3 separate regions of the Homo sapiens genome follow, and regions 2 and 3 are each linked to region 1. Evidence: read pairs that join two places in POLR2A ChIA-PET (ENCODE). Cell type or tissue: GM12878. All regions are shown on one strand. Each heading gives the region's core, and the rest is flanking DNA. Links, peaks and the distances in the headings are about the cores only.

Region 1 (7,984 bases), core at 2,870-7,869:
TGGTGGTGGGGCGGGGGGCGTGGGATGATGGTGAGAAGCCTAGCCTTTCAAAGAAGGAAGAGTGATGTTTCCATGGGATCCTTAAATGCCACAAAGTCCCTCAGAGTTTTAAACCTCAAATTCTAAGTGGGTTTGAAATCCAAATAGCTTTTATGCCTCACATAGGAAGTATTTAGCAGAGGGACCGCGCTTCCTTTGAATGTGGCTTAAAGTAAAGTGCTGGGGCATGGGGGCTGGGAGTCTGGGCTGACTCGCTGTGCAATTCTGGGCAAGTCATTTGAGCATCTTGGGTTTTAGTTTCCTTATTCATAGGAAGAGTTTGATGCTGAGCTCCTTTCTCTGTTGGAACGTCTAGTGTGCTCTGCAGTACGGCAGCCAGGGTCCTGCTCACGCTCAGCAGGTAAGGGACGGGCAATTTGGTGTGACTGCCAACTCAGCCCAACTGTCCCTGGCTTAGAAAAGGTCCTGAGTGTGTTCTTATTGGATGAGTCTTGACAGCCTGTCATATTTAAAATTTAAAATTTGTTTAGAGTTGTTATGATTCAATTACAGTCTTGTTCTTCCCACTACAGTTTCTTCTCAGTGTAAGCTGATGCTCTTTGTTTTTACTTGGTGACTGCTAAAGGCAGATGAGCAAAATCTCTCACCCCTGGGGGCAGCTTCAGAGGCTTGCCTATAACTCTGAGATCCCCCTTTATAAAGGACAACCCTGATGCATTCTTAAAACAGTGTGAGAGTGGCTACCTTCCCCTCCCCAGCTTCCAAGGGGGCCACTTGTGCTTTATTATTATTATTATTTTTAATTTTTATGGGTGCATAGTAGGCATATATATATATATTTATGAGTACATGAGATATTTTGGTACAGGTATGCAATGAGTAATAACCCACCATGAAAAATGGGGTATGCATCCCCTCAAACATTTATTCTTTGTGTTACAAACAACCCAATTACACTCTTTTAGTTATTTTTAAATGTACAGTTAAATTATTACTAACTATAGTATCCTCATTGTGCTATCAAATACTAGGTCTTATTCATTCTTTCTATTTTTTTGCACCCATTGAGCATCTTTACTCCCCCACCGCCCTCGCCTTGTGCTTTTTAAAGCAAATGTGAAAAATATGAATATTTTAAGACGGAAGCTAGTCATTAATCTTTACAAAGACACCACTGAAAATAACATCTTACATTTAAGGAGCACCTAGTATGTAGCTACCACTGTTTTAAGTAATTCATTAATTTAATCCTAATAGTAATCCTATGAGATAGAAATGATTCTTAGTCCCATTTGCAGATGAAGAGACTGAGGCATAGAGAGGTTAAGTAATTTACCCAAGGTCATGTAGCTGGTAAATTGTAAGAGGGATGGGATTCAAACTCTAGTGGTCTAGTTCCAGAGCCTGTACACTGTGCTACTGCAGCCTCTTAATGATTTATAACAATTGATAATGCTTTCCCAGTGATATTTATAACTATTTTAAAAGAAAATGAGGAAAACATAATTTTCTTTGCTTTTTTACATACAAATTTAATAGTCAGACAATGATTTGAAAAGTAAGGATTTTAAGCTGAACTACAGTGACTTTTTTGCCATATATTTATTTGTAACTATATTTATGTCTGGTATATCCATATATTGACATATCCAGCAATATCTCTGTAGACACATACACACAGAGAAAGTGACATACACAAAAATATAAACATTAGGTCAGATGCCAGCTTACTTCCAGGTGACCAAAAAGAGAACCTCACTCCCAGAACTGGACATTTTATTATGACCCACTCTTCTCCCAAATGCCATGAGTTTTCTGGTTGTCCAATATGCTTCGAGTTTGCTTAGTTAAAATAAGTGGTTTGAATATTAGGGAAAACAAACAAACAATCTGAATGTATTTGAGGGAACACTTAAGCTGACTGATTAGAAAAGGGCAAGAGGCTCCTTGCTGAGCTCAAGTAGCCAGGCTCCAGATGGCCTGTGTGTGTGTGGTGAGACTATAGGGTGAACAGAAAAGACCATTTCAGGCTATCAGCTGAGGACACGGACTGCCCTTGGTGCCGAGCACCAAGCTGTAAGATCAGAAAGGGCAGAGAGGCTACTGCCCATTGAGTTTAAGGGGAGGCACCCACCTGCTACTTCTGTCATTCTTCATTTGTATAAGCTGGAGACCCAGTGCAGCCTCAGAATAAACTTTCAGATATTAATGGTCTGGAATGTGAAAAAGCTTCTCACAGAATGTTGCATGAAAAGAGCAGGCTGCAAAACTGTATACATGGAGGCTGAGTGCGGTGGCTCACGCCTGTAATCCCAGCACTTTGGGAGGCCGAGGAGGGCCGACCACTTGAGGTCAGGAGTTGGAGACCAGCCTGGCTAACGTGGTGAAACCTCTTCTTTACTAAAAATACAAAAATTAGGCAGTGGCATGCGCCTGTAGTCCCAGCTACTCGGGAGGCTGAGGCAGGAGAATCAGTTGAACCCTAGGGGCAGAGGTGGCAGTGAGCTGAGGTTATGCCACTACACTCCAGCCTGGGTGACAGAGAGAGACTTCGTCTCAAAAAGAAAAACAAAAAAGCAAAAAAACAAAAAAACTGGGCATGGTGGCGCATGCCTGTAATCCTAGATACTTGGGAGGATGAGGCAGGAGAATCACTCAAACCTGGGAGGCGGAGGTTGCAGTGAACTGAGATCGCACCACTATACTCCAGCCTGGGCAACAGAGCAAGACTCTGTCTCAAAACAAACAACCACCACAACAAAAAAAACTGTATACATGGCATAATCCTGATTTTGTTAAGAGAAAAATGGATATTTCTAAATATGCCCAGGAATGTTGGTATAAAGGAAATACACCAAAATACCGTTTTTAGATGTCTTCTTTATACTTTCCCATACTGTCCAAAGAGTCTACAATGAACGTATATTACTGTTATAATGAGAAAAAACTCTAATAAATGTCCTTTCAAAAGGTAATAGTTTGAGACTGGAATATAACTTTTCCAAAGAAACCGGACATTTTATTATGACCCACTCTTCTCCCAAATGCCAAGGAAGGAGCTTTCTGGTAGATCCGAAGGAGCTTTTCGCGTGGCCCTGTTCTGCTGCTCTCAGATGCGCCGGACTTGCTGTCTTGCGCATGCGTGGTCCTTGCTGGACGTCTACAAACTCTTCAGAGCCTAAGGTTCTGCAGAAGGATGTTAGAGCGGTCAGATGGCCAAGGGAAGGCAGTACTGCTATTATCTCTTTTATGTACGGGGTTTTTCCATAAGATCTTTTTTCTTTTCCGAAAATGATTTGGTTACTTAAAATAAGCAGAGTGGTCTGTTCCAACTCCGTCATTGTATCGGAGGTCCACAATGGAATGTACTTGGTCAAGGTCACAGTGGAATTTGTATTAGAGTGTGAGCAAGGTCTCTGAAAAGACAGGCCAGGATATCACTGGCTCCAGCCCTGTGGATCCTTTCTGTGAGGTTTGGTGCAAGGTAGGCTTCCTCTTAAGAAAGCCAAACCGGATGTCTCCTGGCTGCACTTTGACTCTCCCTAGTATCAGAACAACATATACATCCCCTCCCTTGGCAACTTCCTAGGGGAAGGGGTGTTATCCCTCCTTATGCGTTCTCTAGGGCAGAGAAACCAGCACGTGAGCGCTGCCAGAGGACAGAGAGATTACCAAGTTCAGTTCCTTCATTCCACATATAGGAGGCTGAGGTCTAGGAAAGGGAAGGACTCCCTAAAGTCACTCAATGAGTCTCTTATGGAGCTAGAGCTATACTCGAGAAAGGGATGCTTACTCGTAATGTTAACACATCATCCTCTTTCTTCAGAAGAGGCACTTGAAGCCCAGAGAGGGGGTGCAAATTACACAAGGAAACAAATTACACAGGGAAACAGAAGCAAAGTTGGGACTAGTCCATAAACCTTCCACCCTCCTGATTCCAGCCTGGGTTTATAATCTCCCTCCACCTCTGCCCCTCTGCCTCAGCTCGAACCATGGCCCAGCTTGGGTATGAGTTTTCTGGTTGTCTGTGCATAGCTGGTTGAGGTCTCTTCTCCTTCCTGATGGTAAATAGCAATTTTGTTTTTCAACTGCCCACAGGATCATCCGGACAAAAGTACAGCAGCCACCCAACCAACCAGTCCCAGCTTCCAGTCACAGCATAGGTAAGAGGAACTTTTAAAAAAAATTTAAAAATCTAATGGGCTCCAAATATTCTAAAGAACTTTTAATCATTCTTATGGACAGATAATTCTGCATAAAACACTTCAGCACACGTACTAATGCGCCTTCTTTGTCATTCTCCAAGGGCTGAACCTGGTAAATGAATTTTATAAATACTGCTAAAAGGTTTTGAATTTTACTGATTATTATGATAAATAGCTTTCACCATGAGACAGAAAATTGAAATCTAAGCCAAAAAAAAATCCACTAATGGGGGTCTATAGAATGTCAGATAATTAAAGTAATAAATCAAGAAAGGGATACTTATTCATAACATTTTCTGCATCATTAGTCAGTAAGTAGTTTTGAATGTGTTTTTTTCTTCTATCAACCAGCCCTTCTACAATTCTTTGTGCACTTGCAGTCTTGAGTGAAGATGTGGCAAAAGTTCCCAAACTTACTTTCTCTCTCTCTCTTGCTTCGATCTCATGAACTCTATGAACTGTCAAGGGCTGCCAGTGGGGTTTCCAGTGCTCGCAGGTGACGTCTGAGAGTGGCTGTGACCCGACAGAGTGGGAGTCATACTTCCTAGTGCTCAAGAGTTCAGAAATGTCCTTTGTCTTCCCTTCAAAGATTGTGAAATGACATGTGTCTATTTAAGGTGTATTATTTCTCCACTTGGGATACAGGAAACACCGCTGGTTAGCTGGGGGAAAAGTTATTGTACTATATAAGAAAGTGGGCAATGATTTAGCAAGTCTCTGACACTTCTGGTTGCCACAGTCAATCCTGCAGAATCACACCTCAGATTGTGTAACATTTCCACACTTTTGTTATTCCTTCTTTAACTGAGAACTTGAACTCACACGGTGATGGGGAATGGGCAGAGTCCTGGCCTCCAGTTCCAACTTTGTCATTACCTCACCCAGTAAAATGTAAAAGTTCTCTCACCTCCCTGAGCCTCAGTTTCCTCATTTGTGGGTGGAGGGGCACTAACCAGGTGCTCACTGAGGCCTCTGATCCTCCATGGTTGGCTCTTTGGATAAAGGTAAGACAGATTTCCTCCCTGCCATGAAATAATTCCTCATTTAGTAATCCCTTCAGAAAGTGTCTGCTAAGTCCCTGCGGTGCAGACCTTGGCATCAGAGGCCAAGCCTATAAGAAAGGGAAGACAAAATCCCCATTCTCAAGGTAAAGGGGGAATATAATGAAGAGAAGTTTGCAAGACAGAGATGAAGCTCAAGAAGAAGGGATGGGTGCTGTGGGGGCAGAAGGAAAGGAACCACCAGCTCTGCTGGGCTAGGGTGAAGAGGGTGAAGGAAGGCTTCCTGGGGGAATGTTTGTGGCTGAGATTTCACTTGTAGCTGACCAACTATTTCAGGTCACATAGCACTGAAAATCAAATGGGTATAACTGCTAATATTCTTTCATTTGGTTTAGAAGAATAATTCTACTGTAGGTCAGCAGCATGTTTTGTTCTGTCCCAGAAATTTTTAAATTAAACTACATCTCGCATACATATAGCCCCTTAGAGTTCACAAACTTACCGAGGAGTGAGGAAACTGAAACTTACAGAGATGAAATAACTAGCCCTAGGTCATGTTGCCAGTAAGTGGTGGGGCCAAAAGTGGAATCTGGGTCTTTTGAGCCTAGCGCAATCACAAAACACCAAAACGAATGTCATGGGCTCTGCCAGCAACATGGTGAGCTTTGGTTATATATGGTGGTTGTTGTTTAAAGTACCAAGTGACCTGGGATCTTCTTTCTTCCTCTGTTTTTTACATGTTAATACAGAAAAGGTTGTGGGATTTGCATAAATCTATTTTAAGGAGCTTCTTCTGGTGAAGAAAAAGAGAAGTTAACGATTTCTGCCTCTGTGTCTCTTAAGGAAGATGTGAGATCAAACTGAAATGTGAGAAGAAAGGCATGGCTCCCTCTAGGTTTGTAGGAGCCAGGAGCTGGATCTGCTCCAAAGGGAAGCCGTGAAGGGCTTCTCAGGCAGTCACCACCATTTCTAGTGATTTCCTACTCTTAAGAGTCAAAGGTGGCTCCACCTGCCTCCAGCTGGTTATAGCCCAAGGAAGTGTGTCTGAGATTGGTCTGTAGGTTTTAATGAATCAAAAAAGAATTCCCACAGCCCAGAAATGGCAATTCAGCTGTACAGCTGGAGAGGCCCCTGCTGATGGACTGGTCTCTCCCTAGGAATCTGGGGCCAGAAGTTAATGTGAAACTTGCACAAAAGTTGCCCCCCACCTCCCATCCAATTCTTATTCTTAGGAACTTTGAGACCTAGCCTCAGTCACAATAAGTCACCAACCACTGCCCCTATTTCTGGGCGGGGGAAATCTAGACTTTAAGTAAGTAAACCCAAGGCTAAGTTCTGGTGCCGCTGTTTATTAGCTAGATGACTTTGAATCACTTTCCCTGTGGAGCCTCAGTTTCCTTATTTGATAAATGGGGATAAATAATAGCACTCTGGGCTGTTGCAATCATCAAATGAAAAGTACTGCATTCATGTGAAGTATATTATTGCTCTTCATTGTTTATTAGTGCGAAGCAGATTAGTTATAGGGTTTGAGGCTTTAGTCTCTGGGTTCAAATCACCACTCTGTCTCTTTTATTTTTTATTTTTATTTTTGAGACAGGGTCTTGCTCTGCTGCCCAGGCTGGAGTACAGTGGCACAATCATAGCTCACTACAACCTCGACTTCCTGGGCTCAAGTGATCCTCTTGCCTCAGCCTCCCAAGTAGCTGGGATTATAGGCTTGTGCCACCACACCTGGCTAATTTTTTTTTAAAGTTTTTTGGTAGGTCTTGCTATGTTGGCCAGGCTGGTCTTGAACTCCTGAGCTCAAGTGATCCTCCCACGTCTGCCTTCCAAAGTGCTGGGATTACAGGCGTGAGCCCCGGCACCAGGCACTCTGCCTCTTATTAGCTGTATGATCCTGGGTGAGCCACTTATCTTCTCTGAGTTTTACCTTTCCAATAGGATTATCACATTTCCTAGCTTCTAAGATTGTTCTCAGAATTAAATGAGATAATGCCTCAATGCCTGGCACAGAGTAAGTTCTCAGAAAATGTTAGTTATTGTTATTGTCATAATTAATATTAAAATCAAATCGGGGGAAACTGGAAGGAGAAAAGGCAGCAAGAAAACTATAAAAAGAAGGGGCACTCTGCGGTTTGGAGTTTGTTAGCCGTGCGCGTGAGTTTGTGCTCAGGTAGTTGTGTTTGCACCCAAGGTTGGGTTGGGTGTGCAGGCAGGTGGTGAAATGCCTAACGAGTAGTTCAGGTTTTTTTTTTTTTTTTTTTTTTTTTTTAAGCACTGACTGTTGGTGGGCCCCGGCTCCCCTCTTTCTCCTCTCCATCCCCTGCTTCCTGCATCCATGGATAGGCTGGAATTTAAGCGAAAGCCCTTCCTGTCCCCGTGTCCCCGTGTTCCTTTCTGCAGGGGTCAGTCCTTCTCAGTGCCCACCCTTCCCTTTCTCCCCCCATCGCAGAGAACTGGGGCACACGGCCCGCCCGAGGCCTGCGCTCGTGGCTCAGGTGTGGCCGCCTCCGCAGAGCGAGGGTCCTCAGCGCCCCCTGCCCACCCTGCGCTCGCTCCCTCCCAGCCGCCCCCAGCCTCACGTGCGGTGACAGCCGGTCCGCCGCCCTCAGCCCTCTGCGGCCCTGACCGCCCGTCTTTCTCCGCGCAGTGTCCACTGGCTCCGTGACGCAGGTGTCCTCGGTGAGCACGGATTCGGCCGGCTCGTCGTACTCCATCAGCGGCATCCTGGGCATCACGTCCCCCAGCGCCGACACCAACAAGCGCAAGAGAGAC
Region 2 (10,775 bases), core at 1,327-6,326, 130 kb before region 1:
TACATGATTATAAAAGAAAACCAAATTTTTAAAAGATAATTCCAAAAAATAACATATCAAAAGCAAAGTGAAACAAATGAACCTGTGTGTCAAACTGATGATGTAACAACAGAGAGAAAATCTGAATTTAATCAAGCTTCTAGATCTAACTACCAATTCACAGGAAAGACAGAGGACAGTAGAACATGTTAAGCAATACTATAAAATTCAGACCATTGGAAATTCTAGAAGACAAAGAATCTAGGTATTACAACAAATTACAAGAAATTAAAAAAAGGAAGAGATTAAGGGGAACCTATACATTAAAGGATACTTAAGTTTAACAGCCAATTACAATACCTGGATTGGATCGAATTCAAATAATCTGTAAGAAAAAAAAATTAGGAGCCAGTGTAGGAAATCTGAACACTAGCTGGGTATGTGATGATGAAAGAATTACCGGGAATTTGTTTACCTATGGTAATATGATTAAATATATACATATATATATATAGTACGTTTCAGTCGGGCACGGTGGCTCACACCTGTAATCCTACCACTTTGGGAGGCCAAGGCCGGTGGATCACTTGAGGCCAGGAGTTCAAGACCAGTCTAGCCAACATGCTGAAACCCCAACTCTACTAAAAATACAATAACTGGCCAGGCACGGTGGCTCACGCCTATAATTCTGGCACTTTGGGAGGCCAAGGTGGGCAGATCACCTGAGGTCAGGAGTTCAAGACCAGCCTGGCCAACATGGTGAAACCCCGTTTCTACTAAAAATACAAAAATTAGCTGGGCGTGGTGGCTCGTGCCTGTAATCCCAGCTACTCGGAAGGCTGAGGTGGAAGAATCACTTGAACCTGGGAGGCGGAGGTTGCAGTGAGCCAAGATAACGCCACCGCACTCCAGGCTGGGTGACACAGCGAGACTCCGTCTCAGAAAATAAATAAAAATTTTAAAATTTTTAAATTTTAAAAAAATAAAAAATAAAAATACAAAAATTAGCCAAGCATGGTGGCAGGTACCTGCATTCGCAGCTATTCAGGAAGCTGAGGTGGAAGAACTGCTTGAACCCAGGTGGCAGAGGTTGCAGTGAGCCAAGACTGCACCACTGCAATCCACCCTGGGTGACAAGAGCAAGACTGTGTCTCAAAAAAAAAAAAAAAAGAAAATATTCCAGACCAAAAAAAATTGCATGTCTACTTAACGTGTATATTTTTCTTCTCATTATGACTCCTTAAATACAATATAACAGTTATTTACATGGTATTTACATTGTATGGGTATGTTAAGTAATCCAGAGATGACTTGTCCAACTCACAGCCATGAAGGCTTTTGAATGTGGCCCAACACAAATTCGTAAACTTTCTTAAAACAATATGAGATTGTTTTGTTAATTTTTTTCTGAGACAGAGTCTCTCTCACTCTGTCGCCCAGGCTAGAATGCAGTGGCACGATCTCGGCTCACTGCAACCTCCGTCTCCCAGGTTCAAGCGATTCTCCTGCCTCAGCCTCTGAGGCTGGGATTACAGGTGCACACCACCACACTGGGCTAATTTTTGTATTTTTAGAAGAGACGGGGTTTCACCATGTTGGTCAGGCTAGTCTCGAACTCCAGACCTCGTGATCCGCCCGCCTCGGCCTCCCAAAGTGCCGGGATTACAGGCGTGAGCCACCATGTCCAGCTGGTAATTTTTTTTTAGCTCATCGGCTACTGTCAGTATTAGTGTTTTTTATGTGTGGCCCAAGACAATTCTTCCAATGTGGCCCATGGAAGCCAAAAGATTGGACACCCCGGACTTAAAAGTATACGAGAGGATGTAAATAGGTTATATGCAAATATTCCACAATTTTATATCAGGGACTTGAGCATCCATAGATTTTGGTATCCATGGGAAGTCCTAGAACCAATCCCCCACAGACACTGAGGGACAAACATGAGTGCACACTTGTATACAAATGTGTATACATGCATACACACATGTGCACACATGATGTGTATACACACACATACACATACATACATATATGAATGACTTGATGTCTGATGAGCTTCAAAATAACAGAGGGGCACAGAGTTATAGATAGGAAAGATTAGACATAAATTGGTAACTGTTGAAGCTGGTTTATGGGACACTGAAGTCAATTATAACATTTTATTTTTGTATATTTTTATATTTCCACAATAAAAAAAGTACAAGAAAGAGCTAGCAGTTACTCCTAGAACTAGTAATATCCCTTCCCTAACCAGGAAAATAAGTAGCTATTATGGCTTTATTGTCACATGTCATCATTTGGTTGTCTTACATAACAATCCTTTCCAAACTTGAGATCCCCCTCACAAATTACTAAATATGCTGACTTCCTTCGGTGCATCTTTTCTTCCACCAGGAGATCTGCCTTTCTAATATATGAGAATTACAAGTCACTCCTGCTGGGGATAATTAAAAAAAAAGGAAGGGGCGGGAATCAAGAAGGAAAACAAACGATAGAACATGCATAGTTTTTATAAAGAAGGCTTAGGAAAGAATAAAGGAAGTAAAGGAAAAGAGGCTCAGACCTCAGAAATAAACTCCTACATCCCTCAGTAGAGAGAGCTGAAAGTCATATGTAATAGGCACTGAAAGCCTATGTTTTGACATGAATTTACTACAGGCAAAACCACCATCATATATCTATATGCACCGAGGAAGGCTAGACTGTTAAGTGTCACGTATATACAGTCTCAATGGAGCCTCAGGAAGCTAATCAACAACCTCAAATCACAAAATCAGAAAAGTGTTGAACATTTAGAAGAAGAATAGAAAGGAAAAAAAAATGCCTCTGAGTTGTGGTATTAACTGTCAGTAGAGCAAAACAAATGTGTACGCCCATTTTCTTTTTTTTCTTTTTCTTTTTGAGACAAGAGTCTCACTCTGTCGCCTAGGCTTGAGTGCAGTTGCACAATCTCGGCTCACTGCAACCTCCGCCTCCCAGGTTGAAGCAATTCTCCTTCCTCAGCCTCCCAAGTAGCTGGGATTACAGATGCTTGCCAGAATGCCCGGCTAATTTTGCATTTTTAGTAGAGACGGGGTTTCACCATGTTGGCCAGGCTGGTCTCGAACTCCTGACCTCAAGTGATCCACCCACCTCAGCCTCCCAAAGTGCTGGGATTACAGGTGTGAGCCACCATGCCCGGCCTGTATTTTTTTTTTCTTTTTTTTTTTGACAGAGTCTCGCTCTATCACCCAGGCTGGAGTGCAGTGGCGCTATCTCGGCTCACTGCAAACTCTGCCTCCCAGGTTCACACCATTCTCCTGCCTCAGCCTCCTGAGTAGCTGGGACTACAGGCGTCCGCCACCACACCCGGCTAATTTTTTGTATTTTTAGTAGAGACGGGGTTTCACCGTGTTAGCCAGGCTGGTCTCGATCTCCCGACCTCGTGATCCACCTGCCTCGGCCTCCCAAAGTGCTGGGATTACAGGCGTGAGCCACCAGGCCTGGCCATTTTTTTAATATAATAATGTCTCACTGAAATTAAAGTAATAGGGGAGAGTCTGAAGTTTTCACAGATAAAGAGGTAGTGCTGTACTCAAATTTACTACAAATTTAGTAATAGTAAATGTAAAATATGTATGTATTTATTGTCTTTCACAGACTTATGAATTATCTCAAATTCACTAATCCTATTTTTTAAACAAAGTTTTAAGTTTCAACCACTTGTATCACCAGAATTTTGAGACTTAACTCCCATGGTTAAGAGATTTCTGGCCAGACGCAGTGGCTCACGCCTGTAATCCCAGCACTTTGGGAGGCCGAGGCAGGCGGATCACGAGGTCAGGAGATCGCGACCATCCTGGCTAACACTGCGAAACCCCGTCTCTACTAAAAAAAAATACAAAAAATTAGCCAGGCGTGGTGGCAGGTGCCTGTAGTCCCAGCTACTTGGGAGGCTGAGGCAGGAGAATGGCGTGAACCCGGGAGGCGCAGCTTGCAGTGAGCCGAGATCATGCCATTGCACTCCAGCCTGGGCGACAGAGCGAGACTCTGTCTCAAAAAAAAAAAAAAAAAATTGAGATTTCAAAGCTGTGTTCACACCTGCACTCCCAGCTACTCTGAAGGCTAAGGCGGGAGGACCACACAAGCCCAGGAGTTCCAAACTAGCCTTGCTCTATTTATAGGGTAAGACCCCACTGCTATAAAAAAAAAAAAAAAAAAAAAAAAAAAAAAGGAGAGAATTCCGTAAATTACTTAGCTTCCTATATTCTGTCTCTTTAGTGAAACACTATGTCATTCAAGGCTAAAACTTATCTTTTTTTTTTTTTTTTTGAGACAGTCTCACTCCATCACCCAGGCTGGAGTGCAATGGTGCAATCTCAGCTCACTGCAACCTCCACCTCCTGGGTCAAGCAATTCTCCTGCCTTAGCCTCCCAAGTAGCTGGGATTACAGGTGCCTGCCACCACTCCCAGCTAATTTATTTATTTTTAGTAGAGATGGGGTTTCGCCATGTTGGCCAGGCTGGTCTCGAACTCCTGACCTCAGGTGATCCACCCGCCTCGGCCTCTCAAAGTGTTGGGATTACAGGCGTGAGCCACTGCTCTCGGCCTAAAACTTAAGTCTTTTACCACTGTAAGTCACGAGTACTACCTCAGCATTACTTATACCCTACATAGAGGAGATGCTCAATAAATGTTTGATGATTTAGCAATTGATGAGAAAGCAGGTAATGTATGTGCCAAGAAATTACTCTAAATATTATTATAAGCAGGTTTATGAGTATGGAAAAGACCCAACCTCAAGGAGCCTGTAGTCTTTTCTTTTATGTCATACTGCAGTTTTCAGTATGCCATAATTCTGGGAGATATTTTGTTTTTTTCTTGAGTGAGGTCAAGGAAACAGAACACAAAATAATTATGGATACTGTTTAACAATAGGCATTTCTAAAGTACTTGAGATTTTCTCTACACTTTTACAGAAATGAGAAAAATCTTCTCTCTAAAGATTATATGAACCAATCTATCCCCAGATAGTTTTATGAGAGGGATAGTGATTACAGAGTAACAACACACTTAAATGGGCATCAGTACTAAATATGTTGTTTATTAATTGGAAATAGGATTACAGCATTAGTGGATCAAGGAAATAAAATGGAGAATATATATTTGAGTATTTGTAAGAGTTTATAAGAGTCAAGTAAATTAATTTCCAAAAATTCAGAATTTAATTCTATTTGGCTAAAACAGAAAACAAATCCAAGGTTCTCTCTACTTTCTCATCACCATCATTTGCCAAATATGGCACAGTTCGATTTCTTCACTAAATCCAGCACCTAATTCATGTTTTTCCCAACCTATCCACATTGTGCCATCAACTTTAGCATGTCTGTAGATTCTCTAGTGCAAACAGAAAGCAGCAGGGAGTTGTTTCAAAGGAAAGATAATAAGCTTTTTTTTCAAGTTATCAAGCTTTCTTTTCAGTATGTCAAATGTGAGACAGTAAGATACCCAAATGGAAATATTCTGTAGATGTACACAGAGAATTTGAAATCAACAAAATGGTTAAGGAGATGACAATTTGATGACCATAAATACAGAAGTGATTAATGAAACTAGGTGTGATCTCAGGAAAAGGTAATTTAGAGAAAGAATAAGCTAAATGCTTATTTTGGCCTTCTATAGTGTTACGCCTAACCCAAGATCATTTTGTTTCTGTCATCTTGCTCCAAGCTGACAAGTATTACTGGATAAAGTTATGGAATCCTTCAAAGTGAGTTCACTACAAGTTCACATCATTTTAATTTTGACTGAATACTACTTCTAAACAATCCTTTATTCTCTTACTGTTGATTCACTCAAGTGCAATGATTTCCAACTTAAGAGCCTTCAGCCTCCTGGGAAACTGCAGAATTAGTTACCTTAATGGGTACCTAGAGCAACGCATTATAAACACTATTTCTCACATATCAATGTTGTGATTAATAAAACACAAAGTCATGTAAGAGTAGTAGCTTCTTTCTAATATGCATTTTCTCAATTGAATACTAAAATCATAACTACAACCATGGGTGGTCCACAAATTGTTTCAAAGTTACACAGGTTGTCATCTTCAAAATACTGGTAACCACTGCCTCAAAGTATTCCCCACAGCACTTAAACATCCCTTCCACATTCTAAGCTTCCAATTATCCCCCGCCCTCTCCCACTTCTGCTTTCATTTTCCTAAGAAAATCAAACACATCCCCATATGTTCTCTCATCTGCCTCAATCCATCTGAATTTATTCTTTCTCCTCTACCTCTACAAATATTTGATGATTTAGCAATTACTAGTGTCTCTCTTCCTTTTTAGGAATAATTCAACAACACATACACCTGATCCTATCTCTAACCTGGCCCCCAACCCAATCCATCAAACAGGTTTAGTCTCTCCTTCACAAGTTTCTTTCTTTCTACCTACAAACATTATCAGAGCTCACCTATATGGAAAAAACTTTACGCGATTCTGTTCTGTCCTAACTACTATTCTCTCTTTTCGTTTTGCTGTCAAGTTCTCAGGGTTTGCAAACTACAGCCTGAGCCGGCCACCTGTTTTTGTAAGTAGGGCTTTACTGAGAACAGCCACCCCCATTTCTATAGGTATTATTTAAGGCTGCTTTCCCACAAGGGCCAAGTTGAGTAGTTAAGATATCACATGGCTTGGAATCCTAAAATATTTTCTATCTGGCTTCTTAAAAAAACATTTGCCAATCCCAGGGGCTCCAAGCACAATCTACATTCAATGTCATCATTTCTAGGGAAGCAGGCTGCCATTAAAAATTTTGGAGCAGCAATAAAGTACTATGAGTAAAAGAGCATTTCAATACCAGTTTTAACAACAGTGTACAGGGTAGATATAAAAGAAGACTACTTAGGAAACTAGTGCAAGAGACTGAGCATTAGGCATAAAGGGAGGGAAATGAAAAGGAACTTCTTGAAGGCATAAGCATTAAGACTAGATGACTACATGTCACAGAGACATAACTAACACCAAAATTTTAATCCTTGATGATGTAGCTATCAAAATTTGCATTCTCCCCTATAACCTGCCCTAGACTTACAGCTCTTCATATTTTCCTGTCTTTCTGACTGTGGAGTACCTAAAATCCTAATCCTAACACTAATTCCATATATTCTGTGTGCCAGACATTCCCTATGCTTGCCATCTAACTCCTGGGTAAGCAAATCCCATAGGAAGAGACAGTCCCAACAGAGTTGGCTGAATGAGTGCACAGGGCTAATGCCAGAGGTGGATGGAGTACTCACCTGTGGTACCAAGCAGAGAGAGAGGGGGGAAGTAAGATTTCAGGTCCAGAACTGGCTCTAGCCAAACAGGAAGAAGCAGCTATGAATCTGCTTACAGCAGAAGCAGAGTGTCTTTGGTATTCTGACATACTCTTTCTGACGTTCAGACAAACCACCATTAGAGTAGCCACTGGTAAGAGAGTCGCATGAGAAACAAACCAAAAAACAAGACCAAAAAGTGAGGAATTAAACGGAGTAGACCCTATTGGTCTTTTCTCTAGGAAAAGCAGTCCTCCTTATGAAAGATGATACTACTTTCAAAATGGCCAATATGATACTAACCTTCAGTAACAGAGTTTTCACATCCCACAAGGTTGAGAAGGATATCATCATCTTTATCATCTACTTCACATCCCAGTAGCATCCAGCTTTCCACATTATCACCTTCTGAAATGGTGCTCTCTTCCTCTTCACTTGAACTGACCTCTATAATCATGACCTCTCGGATTACACCTGATCTCTCTTCAGATTTAGGCTTCTCAATATCACTCTTGCATTTCTTATCAACCAGCTCATTAGATTGAAGAGAAGAAGAAAGACCATGGGCATTTTCTTGTGCTTGAACTCTAACATTCTTTCCTTTACATCTATAAATACTGTCTTCATCAGACAAAGTGATGACCTCTGACCCATCTGACAGCTGGATGACCTCACTATCTGAAAGGACGATTAGCTTCTTCTGATTTGGTTTACTACTCGAAGATTCCGAATTCCCAGAGTTCTTTTCTTCATGCTCTTCCTCCCTGATGACATCATCAAGATCTTGGGCATAATGAATTTGGCTATAGAGTTGAAATTCCACCTCACTATCAACACTCAGTTCACTAGATGACTCATCTCGATAAAGATCATCTTCGTATGCTTCTATAGTCTCATAGCCACCAAACATCATAAAAAGTCAGTAACCTTGAAGCTGCAAAAGAGAAAGTTGTACACAGAATATACTTTAAAAGTTCAGATCATGCCAGTTTAAGTAACAATATCACCTGTCAGTGACAACTGCTAATATGAAGGCCATCACTATTCTCAGACATATTAAAATACCTTTTTTTCCAAGGATTTCTAAGTCCTGTTAGGACCCACTCCTGTAAGTCCCACCACTCCCCAACGAGAATTACTACTGACAAATTGAGTTATAGTTATTGATGGAAACACAGTCAACACTCTAAGAAATGCTTTGTTCTGTGATTTCATCGTGCAAACTTCATAGGATGATTTTCACAAACTAGATGGTGTAGTCAACTACACAACTAGGCTACATGGTATGGTCTATTGCTCCTAGGATACAAACCAATACAGCATGTAACGGTGCCAAATACTGTAAGTAACTGTAACACAATGGTATTTGGGTATCTAAACATACAAAAGATATAGCAAAAACGTATACAAATCCTATGGGACCACAGTCACACTGTCTGTCTTTAACCAAAATGCTATTATGCAGCACATGATATGTAAGATTTCACAGGTATATTGTAAACGAAAAACAAATTGAGATCTACCGCAGGATACAAAACCCTTGCTTTCCAAAATGTTAAAACAAAACTTAAAGCAGCTCTCACTATCCTATCCATTCTTCATCTTTTCCTTGGTTCTGGTTCTATAGCTCATATTTTCAAGCATATACAGGAATATTACTTCAATTATGACTAAAATCTATAACAGGAAACAATTTTGTTTACTGTTTGGGTGTAAATGTATATTCTCAATTAACAAATTAATCGCACGGCCCTCTGATCATTGGCCAAAAGAATAAATAAAAATGCCTGAGCTGGCAGTGGCTCATGCCTGTAATCCCAACACTTTGGGAGGCCAAGGCAGGAGGATCACGTTGAGGTTAGAAGTTTGAGAACAGCCTGGGCAACACAGTAAGACCCCATCTCCATAAAAATTAAAACTAAAAACTTAGCCAGGCATGGCAGTGCAAACCTGTAGTCCCAGCTACTACTCAGGAGGTTGAGGTGGGAGAACCGCTTGAGCTCAGGAGTTCAAAGTTACAGTGAGCTATGCTCATACCATTGTACTCCAGCCTGGGTGACAAAGCAAGAACCCAACTCAAAAATAAAACAAGGGTGGGCCAGTGCAGTGGCTCACGCCTGTAATCCCAGGACTTTGGGAGGCCAAGGCGGGTGGATCACTTGAGTCAGGAGTTCGAGACCAGCCTAGCCAAGATGGTGAAACTACATATCTGCTAAAAATAAAGAAATCAGCTGGGTGTGGTGGTGTGCGCCTATAATCCCAGCTACTCAGGAGGTGGAGGCACAAGAATAGCTTGAACCTGGGAGGCACAGGCTGCAGTGAGTCGAGATCATGCCACTGCACTTCACCCTGGGCAACAGAGCAGACTGTCTAAAAACTCTGTACTAGTTACAAAAATGTATATTTTTACAATGTATATTTATAATGTATAAATACAAACTTAATAATGACCCAATATTGAGACAAAACTCCCAGCTTTGGGAATAAATGTGTAAAGTGAAACACTTTACTTTCTACTGTGAGCATATTAAATCCTCCTCAGCCTTCATCTTTTAAACTCAGCTCAAAATCACTTGCAACCAGGCTAAATTAAGAGCCCCTTTTATGGGCTTCCATAAGTACTTTACATGTCAAAACACTCATCACATTTATAATTACTTATTCAATATAAATTTCCAAGAAACGCAGATCACAAATCCCAGGAGGGCAGGAACTATATGCACTCTGCTAAACAATGAATCACCAAAGCCAAACAGGGTAACTGGTATTTTCGGGGTCAGCTACAAACGTTTGCTGAATTCATAAATGAATAAATGAACTACACCATCGGGCATTTGTTCTTCAGCCCTGATAAATCTAGTATGTGCTTAAAATACAAAAATTATGAGATGAATTTCTCTGTTGTCTTTCGACTACTCCAAAGTCTTAAATTCTAGCATCAGCAACCAAAACTCTACACAGTAGATGTTTCCATTAGGTACTGATGGACTACTGATTAAAATGAGAGCCCTGAAAAAATAAGTGTGTGTCCAAAATCAGGGACAGCCTAAAGAGCAATAATGATGCCTATTTATTCTTTCTTCCACTAACAGCTATACACATAAAATAAAAAATAGTTGTTTTCTTAGTGTCCCAAATTTCTGCCCAAAAATACCAGGGTGTTGTGGTGGTAGTTCTGGTAATAGAACCACCTTAATCCCAAAAACCAAATGGACAAGAGCCAAAAATGTACTACATTCCTACTGGAGTTGTTTGTTTTCCAGAAACAAATAAACCCACCTGTAATGCTTTTCTTCTAAAGGGTATCATATACCTGTGCCCTTGTTGCACTGTCCTTCAGGTGGCTATGCTGTTACTGTCACACAAATTGAATGTGATTGTCTGAATAATGCTCACAGCATTCATCAGTTTATATTGAATTGTTAGCCTCAGAGGAATTCGAATAAAAGATGAATCCTTTCCTTTTTATTTAATAGGTAAATTAATTCTAAAAGA
Region 3 (10,775 bases), core at 4,961-9,960, 130 kb before region 1:
TGTTCTAACTAATACAGCTACCACACGTTTTTAGTTTTTAAAACGAGGGTGGGATAAGTAAAGGGAGGCTTAATTATTAGACAATAATAAAGCAGGCCTAATTTACCATATGGCCAAGACAGCCATTTTTCATTTGGAGGATCTAAGTCCTTTTCAAATTATAATGAAAGAAAAATGTAGAACAATCAAACATGCAGACTTTGTAGAAAAGTGTTTCCTCAGAAAATTGGATACACAAATATCAGAAAGCAAGGGCCATCCATTCATTATGCCTGAAACCAAAGGAGGAAAAAAGCCTACATACAGAATCTGTAAGCTTCATAACTATTGGGATCGTCAAATTTTTAATATTCAATTCCATAATAAATTATTCTAGGTACCAAAAAACTACAGCAGTAAGCAAAGGACTTAATACAATGATATAATCTAAATAAGGTAAATAAGGTACACCAAAAACTCTGAGATAAATGAAGCAACTCTCGAAGAATGAGTTAAAATAGTAATCGCACTTGCTTAAATTAGTATTTATCATTTCTAATGTTTAAAATAAATAAAATACCAAGTCTGAATCAGCCTACAGGTATATTCACTTAAAGATGAATGAATGTGAAAATGTGTGTTCTACACACTTCAACAAGATATAAGACCTACTGTCCAAGATAATTATCCACTAGCAAAATAATTCCTATTTTAATTTTGGGTTATATTCCTTGCTTTTAACAGATCAGCATCTCCAATTCAATTTATAGGAACAATTTTTGTTCAAAATTTAACTGAGGCATCTCAATCTATTAAACGAGGAATATTACTCAATTGAACACTGATTTTAATAAGAATTTTTTTAAGTTAAGGATCTAAAGCAACTACCAATCTAATAAGTAGTTTTAAAAGTTGGGTATGCTCCTATTTTCTGAACTCAAGCAAGTTTGCATTTTTACTTATTTATAATAGCATAAAGAATCAACTTTTAGGCTGCCTCCTTTTCAATTAAGGCTTGTTTACACCTGACAACTATCTTTATCCCAGAACTCTAATGTTCTGCTTTTAATAGCTCAATCTATGTTTCTATCCTAGAAACTGAAAAGGTTTTTTAATTTTGGAGCTTTTTGGTATGTGCCCCTTCTGAACGATAATTACATATTCACAGCAAACTAAATACAATCTTAAGAAGTATGTACAAGAATCTGAAGTAGACTTCTAGAAACATAAAAGTATTATTTGATATAATAAAGACAGTCTGTTTTTCAGATTAAAAAAATACAACAGGAAAAGGAAAATTTTAAACAATTTACTTAATTTTGCCAATTTTCAACATGGTCCCTTTTTTAATCAAGGTCTACATATTTGAAAAGTTGACTATTAAAATTCTTAATGAATTTAAAAGTACTGCTGTTAAAACTTCCCTTTAGCCCATTCAGCCCCTTAACTAATCAAACAAAGAAACAAATATTACAAGACGAAGGCTGACAAAAAATCATAATGAACCTCTCAGATGAGAAACTAATTGGTACTAAGTACACAATGGCTTACATTTAATCCTGTTAATAACCACACAAAAAAAGAAATGAAAGACTCACTTTTCAGTCATCTCTCTGGACCACTGGGCTAAAATAACAGCATGACTAAATCTGACATTGACCCCGTGGCCCTGCTAGGAGTTAAAAGAATTCCTTTGAGTCTTCTGAGGCCTGTTTTCAACTGCTCCAGAAGGGGTGGGCTAGGCATACACACTTGTTAGCCTTCTTTACAGTAACAGGTCAAATTAGAAATGGTCATATACACTGTAATATACACTAGCTCTTACTTTAGACTTGAAGTCTGTACCTTACAACAAAAGTACAAGAAAGAACAATAAAATAGTAACACCTGGATGATAGAATGTCATAGATGGATCATATATAACTGGAAAGGTGAGAACGTATCAAGGCAGTAACACATTCCTGAAAGGAAATTTATAAAACAATAAGAATATTATCTAAATCAACAAGACTGAAATTGAGACAAAGTACCAAGATGGATCACTAAACTTTAAAAAAGAAAAATATCATGTATAAATTTTTCTAGATTTATCACAAAAGAGTTTTCAGCAAGCTTACTAAATTAAAATACATTAAATTATTTTGTGAAGTTTTGCAAGCTTTTGTGACATGAACCCACAAATAACATATGATGTTAGGATGATATAAATCTGCCTGAAAGCAGTTACTTGTTCCCTTTCATCCCTTTTCAAAATACAACTTATGATTTTCAACAAAGAAGATATTAGCATTCACACCTTCCTCTGTAACTAGTGATTGAAAATAATTATGGATATGGATTTACTATACTTGACCAGATTTCTCTCATTCTTGTATTAGTACTTTTAAATTAAGTATATTTTCTTAAATAAAATAAAATGCTAGGCCTTACTCTTATTTCACAAAGTCTAATCACTGAAAATGTAAGTAAGCCAATCACTAGCATATTTTATGTATTTCCCTTAAGTTCTTTCAATTTAAAGTATGGCTCCCGTTAATTTACGTCAACATTTAAAATTAAAAAGTCTAAATTTTCTGAATACTGAAAGCCAACAGATGTCCTTACAAGAAATAAAATTATTACACACCAAGGATATTTTAATTCTAAACTGTCTGCCGCAAAATATCAAAATTAATTTCACATAATTTAATTTCTGTACTCATAATCCTTTTATAATTTTTAGTTTACATATTAATAAAATCAAAATATCATAATCAAAAAATTACTTCACTGAACACATAACTTAATTGAACATTAGCAATCAGCCTCGAGGCACTCTTTTCTTAATTTGTAAGGGCTTAAATTTAGGATAAAAATAAGAGTTAAAATTTTAATATTTATCATAACAAAATTTTGTGAAATCTGTCAAATTTGAAGTAATCTCTTAGAAAAAAAGAGTTCAAGCACTCTACGTTTTGAAAATCTGTAATGGCATAGATATTTCCACCTGTTAGGTGGCGGCATTTTGGGTAGGGGGTTTTCTTTCCCAATTCTCATTCTGTTCTCACCTCCTATTTTCTTTCATACACAGAATATTATTTTTCAGGAACTACGAACTATCTACTAGAACACCGAGACATAAAGGCAATCAGCAATATGAGAATTACAAAATATTTCACAAACAAATCCCAATTTAAAACTCTAATGCAGAGCCTACTTTTCTGAACAGAAAACGCTAAAGCTAAAACAGTTTCCACGCAACACAATGTAATTTTACCATCATTGGCTTACCTTCATAGCATTTTTTGGCCTAAAAAAATCATGAATAAAAGTATTTCGATCATACTTCAATAGTTACCATACAGGTTTAGCCATTCAGTTTTAAAAGAATCTTCCACCCACTGCCAAAAGAAAAAAGGAAGAGGAAGAACAAAAAAGAAATCCTACAAAACGAGAGTTTCAAATAAAGACTGGAAAAGGCATCAAGCAATCATGACCTTTAAAAAAAAAATTGTCTGACAATTGTCTGTGAAGTTTTTTTAACAGCATAAAAGCACTTCACCAGTTTCTTCTTTCCTTAATAAATTTCAAGTTCGGCTCTACAGTGTTCTCCTAGTAAGGCCACACACAATAAAACCCAGGCACTGAGCTTTAAGAATTAATAACATTTTCCACGAACATTTGCTAGTAAAACATGCTAACAGAATTAATTCCTTGTTATTTTTAAAGCTGTATACTTCTGTTGGACCACTTTTATATCACAGGTTATACCTTGATTTGATGTGCTGAATACTAGAAATATATTTTAGGTTATTCAAGTTTCTCAATAATTACATATGAATATCAATTATAAAATTACAATACACCTTTTAAAATACTTTAAAAGGAGGAATAGTTTTACAAACTCATGAAGCCTATATAACTATAATCAAAGACTAGAAATTCAAAAGATTATTTTAATTGGCATGGACAAACAACAGCTAATTAGACTATCAGGATACATTTTCTTCTTAGTTTGAAACTCACTGATTTAAAAGAAATTGCTTTTTGAGAAGTCATTTGATAGAAATCAAAATGTGAAGCACAGTAACTAGAAAATAATAGCAAAAATAAAGAAAACAAAATTCAATGATGCTATTTATTTCTTGGTAATTACAAATTCTATAAATCAGTTTCATATTCTAAGAGCACTACATCCACAAGAAAAAACCTGTAATTAACAGACACAGAAAGAAGGCTTGCCCTTACCCCAATTCCCAAAGTCCTTAACAGATATGCAGAAAGAGCATTTTAGACACCTCACAACCATGAGGTACAATCAAAGGAAAAAAATCTAAAATTATTAATTATCAAAATTACTCTTTTCCCTATGTATCAACATTACAAGGTTTTTTTTAGCCTATTTACAGTATATCATAACATCATTTTTCCTGATTAGGAAATTATTAGAATTTTTTAAATGGTAAAAAGGATCTCTTTATTATTTTATGTTAATTTAGCAAATACAAAATTCAGTTAAATGTTACTGTATGACACCAGCCTCACAAAACAACTGTAAAACAGAAGTAGCTTTGATCACAATAATTTGATATTTTAAAGCCTGTGAATATTAATGAAAAAATATTTTGGGGAGATGTTGGGAACAGAGACCTCTACTTTTGACTTCTAACAATAACTAAATTGCCATAGCACTTCAAGGACTTAAATTCAGCAGTACAAAGTTATGTTATAAAACAAAATTCCTCACATTTGAAAGTATGCAAGTTTTGCCAAGAAAAAGCAAACTCTTAAGATCTGGTCAAAGTAAAAATGTGTCCACCGTCAAAGGCATGTTCATATGCTTATTTGAATATATACACACTGTGGACCACAAAATTGAATGTAAGAGAAATCACATTATCAGATTACAACAGATTTCTTGTAAACAACTACTTAATATACAATAATATTTAAATTAAAGATTTATAACAGTACCACTTACTGTTAATTAGTATTTCTAGTATTAACTTGGTTACACTATAAAATAACATTTTTATTCCAACAGTAAAGTGACCATGAATACAAATTTTCAGGATTAATAATTTCCCATCAATTTCATGCATAACACTAACATATCTTTTCAGCTTCTCAATGGCTCAAAAATTAAATTGCTTCTGTTATTAAGAAAACAAAACCAAGAACAAAATTAGTTTTCCCCTGCTAGTCCCCATGGATCTAAGTACCACACAATAATTCTTTCCAATCTGCAAAACAAAGAACACACAAATAGATGGGCTAAGGAAGAAAGATCAAAACAAAGAAACAAATTTAAAAAAAAAAATTCCCCTTTTTCTTTAGCAATCAACAAAATAACAAAAAAGAAAAAGTGGAAAAGTCACCAAGAATATATGACCATGTAAGCATGGGCACTCTTGCAGAAAACCAAGTCTGCAACCGAAAGCCATGGGAAATTTAAATTAGAGCAAACGGCCACAATAGGCAGAGAATCTGTATGGATAAAAAGGGACTGCTGAGGTTGCAGGTATACTACTAAAGATCTTTTGAGATTTCCAAACAAATTTTATTAGTTTTAATAAATTCTAAAAATAAGAAATAAGTATGCGCATTATACTATAAGCATTAAATTTTTTTCCTTTTAATCAAAATACACATGTATGTGATATATCTAAAAGAAGAGGAAGAAAAGATTCTCTTTGCTTAATACTGCTTTAGAAATTTGCTTCACAAACCTATCTCCTTCTATGTTTAAATAATCTTAACGGAATTTAAAAATTTAACACAATGAAGGCCCTTCACTGCTGATGTTAACCTAACTGGTGGCACAATCACAGAGTTGAATTGCAATCGACTTGAACTCCTCTGACTACCGGGTACATAATTATACACCAAAGTCAGTTTAACTAACCAACATGGTTTGAAAATTAGATGACCTGTGGTACAACACTTACGTTTCTTCTGTTAGATCTGATAATAAAACCTCCCAAACTGAATCATCTCAAACAGAAAAATAAAGGGATTAATACAACTTTAAAATGTCATGGCATCAAGAACACAAATATTCCACAACCAAGTAAGTACCTGATGGATCTCTACCACTCACCTATCCAGAAACTTTTAAATTGAATATTTTGAATGTTTAAAAGTATTTCATACACAGAAGAACCAATAATACCAGGCTAAAATATGATTATACAACACATTTACAGCAATATTTAAGTTATATTTATTCTCCCACAAAATTTGTATCATTTTTTAAGCAAACCAAAAGGGCTGAGGTGTTGAATGAAGAGCAAAATACTCAATTATATGGGAGTAAGGATGTCTTTCAAGTTCTTATCAGAACAACGAATTTTTATTAGCTATTAAAATCCTCCTTAAAAGTAGGAAGTAATGCTATTTCTAAATAAAACCATTGACAAAAGTTCATTTGTGTTAAATCAGACCATTTAATACTAAAAACTGGCTAGTACAGGATTAAGGACTAACTTACAGGATTGATTGTGGTTGCACATCTTCTCTTTAAAGAAAATCTCCTTTCTTTAGTTAAATGTATATGTATGTCATATTCTTCCAAATCCTGAATTCCTCACCTGGCTTTTTTAAAGCATAATTTGTATTACATTAGCAATATCATATTACCAGTCATAACCAGTCTATTTCCTATCTTAAGAATTCTCATTAACTACCAATATAGAAAAAGTATTGAAAAGTTTTCAAGAGTTGGAGCTTTCCCTCCCTATGATAGATAATTCTGTTGCAAGCACTATTTAGTTACAAAACAAATATGACTTAAGGGAACTGCCAATAAAAATATTTTCCCTTAATAAATACCTCTTAAGCTACTTAACATCCATTCTTTCACACTGAGGTGGTTATAAGTTAATTGTATATTTAAGCAAAAGCGAGGGAGGGGAAGTACAAATGATTTTCACTATCACAGATTTATGCTGTCTTCCCTTAAAACGTGTTTGCAAAACACGAGATTAAGAACAGATGCTCTCAAGTCCACAATAAACTAATTTTCAAAACTGACAAAAGTTGGAATTCTAAGGTAAGAATTTGTTATAGAAATAAAAGCTATACATTTAGCAGACAAGATCCACTTTAAAATAATTATTACATTTAGAATCCAAATCTACACAACAGAAATAATTTTTATCTCTAGAATTACATCTCCATCCAGAACCAATGCTGTTAGATCAAGATTCAAACTAAAAAGCAAGTCATACTCCTTTAAGTATTCTTAAGCATATGATTTAAAAAGAAAATGTGACATAATACATGGTGGATGCCCAATTAAAATATTTATTTCTTAACTATTTGCACAATCAACAAATATCTGGCAAGTAACTCAAAATGCCAAAAGTTAACCATGCCAGTATCTTTAATTTATAACAAAACAAAGATAAATAATAATGAAGAGATTTAAAACGTTAGGCTGAAAACTTCCATGAAGTCCATACTTTTGCTTCATTAATAAGTCTTAACCACCAAGGAAGCATTTATAAGAGATTATTACTTTGAAATTAAATTTAGTAAAGTCTTAAAAACAGGATCTCCTACTTACAGAATATGAATTATCTGAACAGCCTCTACTCTAAGAAGGGGAAATAATGATTAAATGTTCTCCATTCTATATTTCTTTGGAAAAAAGTTTTACTGTCTAATCATATGTAGCTCACATCAAATTTACTTTCTGACCATAAAAATATACTGTCTATATAAATCATACTTATCTTCTTAGATAAGTGATCACTATATGCAATAATTATTTTTATAATAAACAAAAGCTACAAGAAAATTATATATAAACACTCTTCACTTAAAAAGACATCAGGATTCAAGCTCTTCTGACAAGGAAGAAAATGTTGCCCATCTAATTTTATGCTTTTCCATTCTAAAAAAAAAAAAAAAAAATACAAACCTGTAGATAAGGTGAGTGACATTTTAATGGCAACTAAACTAAGTCATTAGTTCAATAAATACATATCATGGTATTTCTGTTTAAGCAGTTTCCAATGAATTTAGTATATCTTACATGAAGATCAAATCAGTTACTAGAAGAAATGTATTTTTTTAAAGTAAAATTTAATTCTCTCCCTGGGTACTTAACATTGTTGAAAAGAAAACTGTAAATGAATTTAGATTAAAAGTCATAAATTAACTTTGGAAGACTGCCTCCCTATGTTGCTGATCTACAGTGAAATCACAGAAATTAGTGATATACAATATCAACATTCCAAAATGTTATTAAAATCCAACCCAAAGCTGCATGGGATTTCTGGGGTTTCTAATGAGATTTTCATTCTGCTGAACAATGGCCATAAAAAGCTTTCTTCAAACCTCGCTCCATTCACAAGTAAAGCTGAAACTGAACATTTTTATTTCTTCTCTCCCTATGACAACTTCACCATGGAACAGTGAATAACACAGCTCAAGTCATTATGCTAATTAGAAATTAAATAAAAAGATGCCCTAACAATAGTTAAGTGTAAGGTGACATGCTACAACTAAAGACACAGTTCAAAAGCAGCTTTAGGAACTGTGCAGTACAGGCTTACAAAAGCTGAAAACATCAGAGAGGGAGCTCCTTGATGCTCCTGGTGACTGGAATTCTAGCATGTGGCCATTTTTCAGTTATAAGGCAGAAATTAAACTATACATTAATGAGAAGTATGTCACATGGCAATACACTCTTATGACCTGTTAGGGTATAAAATGTCTCAAGAAACTACTGACATTAAGACGATGAATGCCAAAGGAGGGGAAAAAACACCACCTTAATGATCTGAGAAGTTACTGAAGGCAAAGTTTAATGTATTGTTTCCAAACTAACAAAATAATGATCCTTTCCTATGTTAAAAGATTATAAGGAAGAACATAACTATGAGGAGTGAAAGTTGTACCTTAAGACCTGCTCTACTTTGAACAGCCCTGCACAAAATACACGTTAAACAGCTGGTCAGGTCCTTTGACTAACCTCTGGTCCAATTAATTTTAAAAGAAAAAAGGAGGTATGTACGCAAAAAACAGGGAGAAAGCAATGAAATAAAATTATGACTAAGAAATCTTCCAACAGTATTCTGAACATATACAAAACATAAATAATCCTTTCTTGTTTAGGCAGAGGTGGCTTCTAAAAAGATATACTATTAAAACATTTCATCACATCCAGCCACATATAAACATGAATGGCACATACAGTCTTCAGTTTCTACTAAGGGCTTCACCTTCTATTTTTAGCTGCATTTAACCTGAACTTCAAGTCCTACCCATTTTTCGAAACTCAAATTCAAAGGGTTCCTTTTCAATTCAGTCTTGTACTTTGCCTATCTACTTTTTAATCTTTTTAAAAAATCTACTGCATTCACCTGGAATGATTACGTATTCTGCTGGAGCATCTCATATATTTGTAGAAATGCATTTAACTCTGGTTTTACAGTGAACTTTCCATACTGTCATGCATTTTAGGATTTCTAAAGGCAAAAAGTACATGGCAATTTTTGAATCCCAATACCTTAATGGTACAGTGGCTTGTACGTTGTCAGCACCCAGTAAATAATATTTGGAAAGATTTTAAGATTTCAGAATTAAGTTCAATGTCATAAACTAGCAGATCATAAAATGTCACCAAATTAAATTTCTTTAAGGATAGCACCATACTAGAGACATGTTGTTCAAAAGCAACTTGGGGCCAGGCTCGGTGGCTCATGCCTGTAAGCACAACACTTTGGGAGGCCAAGGTGGGAGCTTGAGCTCAGGAGTTCAAGACAAGGGTAGGCAACATGGTGAGACACTGTCTCTACAAAACAAAACAACACAAAACAAAAAAATCAAGTGGGGCCAGGGCGGTGACTCACACCTGTAAATCCCAGCACTTTGGGAGGCTGAGGTGGGCAGCTCGCTTGAGCCAAGAGTTCAAGACCAGCAACATGAGCAACATGGTGAACATGGGCAAAATGGTGAAACTCCATCTAACTCCATACAAAAAATTAGCAGGGCATGGTGGCCCACATCTGCAGTCTCAGCTACCTGGGAGGTTGAGGTAGGAGGATCACTTCAGCCCGGGAGGTCAAGGCTACAGTGAGCCATGACTGCAATACTGTACTCCTGCCTGGGTGAGAGCAAGACAGAGAGAGAGAGATTGCAGGTGGGGCAGGGGTGGGGTGGGAGAGAGACACCCTGTCTGAAAAACAACAACAACAACAAACAACAACAAAAAAGTGGAAGCTATAAGCTCATGTTTGCCACAATGATCATGAACCTATCGTGTAACTATGAAGACTTTTATCAAAATATTTTCCTGTGACATTAAGCCTACCCAATATCTCATTTTTCTTTATGACTTTAATAAAATAAAAAGTATTTTTTACCAATAAAGAAATTAAGTTACCCAAAGTCAAAGTTGGCCAACTGCACAGCTGTAACAGACCCAATAACAACCACTAATTGAGAACCTATGACCATTACACCTCATTCAGAAGTGACCTTTCAAACTAAGAACTGAGAGATAAGTAGATATATCAGCCAGGCAAGGTAGAAACTAATCCACACAGGAAAAGAAAAACAAACAAAAAAACACATATGTAAAGACCTAGATCAAACAAAATGATTTACTAGAAAACCTAAAATTCAAATAGGTAACCCACTCTATTCAAATTTTAATTAGATATCCAGTCTTGGTTGAGTGCCTAATGAATGCCAGGAATTCAACAATGGCCTCTAGATGAGTTCTTCATCCTTTGAAATTATATCCAAAACTTCTGTGTGTATAGTTTTGGGAGAAAAAGGGATTTAACACAAAATAGTTAAAACAC

What was found. Peaks named below come from ENCODE experiments on the same cell type or tissue, not always from the same donor. Only the 100,000 strongest peaks of a DNase experiment are listed, where the experiment ranks them.
Region 2: POLR2A ChIA-PET joins it to region 1 with 7 read pairs; 4 of 35 experiments call an interaction of 5 or more read pairs at or near these places.
Region 3: POLR2A ChIA-PET joins it to region 1 with 5 read pairs; 4 of 35 experiments call an interaction of 5 or more read pairs at or near these places.

Annotation. Positions count from the first base shown.
Region 1 is chr9:37,002,652-37,010,635 of GRCh38, reverse strand. It overlaps PAX5 (paired box 5), which reads left to right. Exons shown (of 10, transcript NM_016734.3): 4 at 4,099-4,163; 5 at 7,860-7,984. It overlaps LOC105376032 (a long non-coding RNA gene), which reads right to left. Exons shown (of 4, transcript NR_188579.1): 2 at 7,792-7,936; 3 at 4,623-4,867; 4 at 1,584-3,186. Among named protein-coding and RNA genes, the nearest start is that of PAX5, 28 kb to the left of the region's middle. RefSeq lists an enhancer at 4,768-4,817. In GM12878, for the core only: no CTCF peak of the experiment used is centred there; a DNase peak (open chromatin) is centred at 5,885; H3K4me3 peaks cover 2,616 bases; H3K27ac peaks cover 4,821 bases.
Region 2 is chr9:37,123,751-37,134,525 of GRCh38, reverse strand. ZCCHC7 (zinc finger CCHC-type containing 7) reads right to left here. Exons shown (of 9, transcript NM_032226.3): 2 at 7,584-8,214. The coding sequence starts at 8,193. Among named protein-coding and RNA genes, the nearest start is that of ZCCHC7, 8.6 kb to the right of the region's middle. In GM12878, for the core only: no CTCF peak of the experiment used is centred there; no DNase peak of the experiment used is centred there; H3K4me3 peaks cover 1,088 bases.
Region 3 is chr9:37,135,800-37,146,574 of GRCh38, reverse strand. The region is part of intron 2 of ZCCHC7 (zinc finger CCHC-type containing 7); the gene reads right to left. Among named protein-coding and RNA genes, the nearest start is that of ZCCHC7, 21 kb to the right of the region's middle. In GM12878, for the core only: no CTCF peak of the experiment used is centred there; no DNase peak of the experiment used is centred there; H3K4me3 peaks cover 1,665 bases; H3K27ac peaks cover 4,640 bases.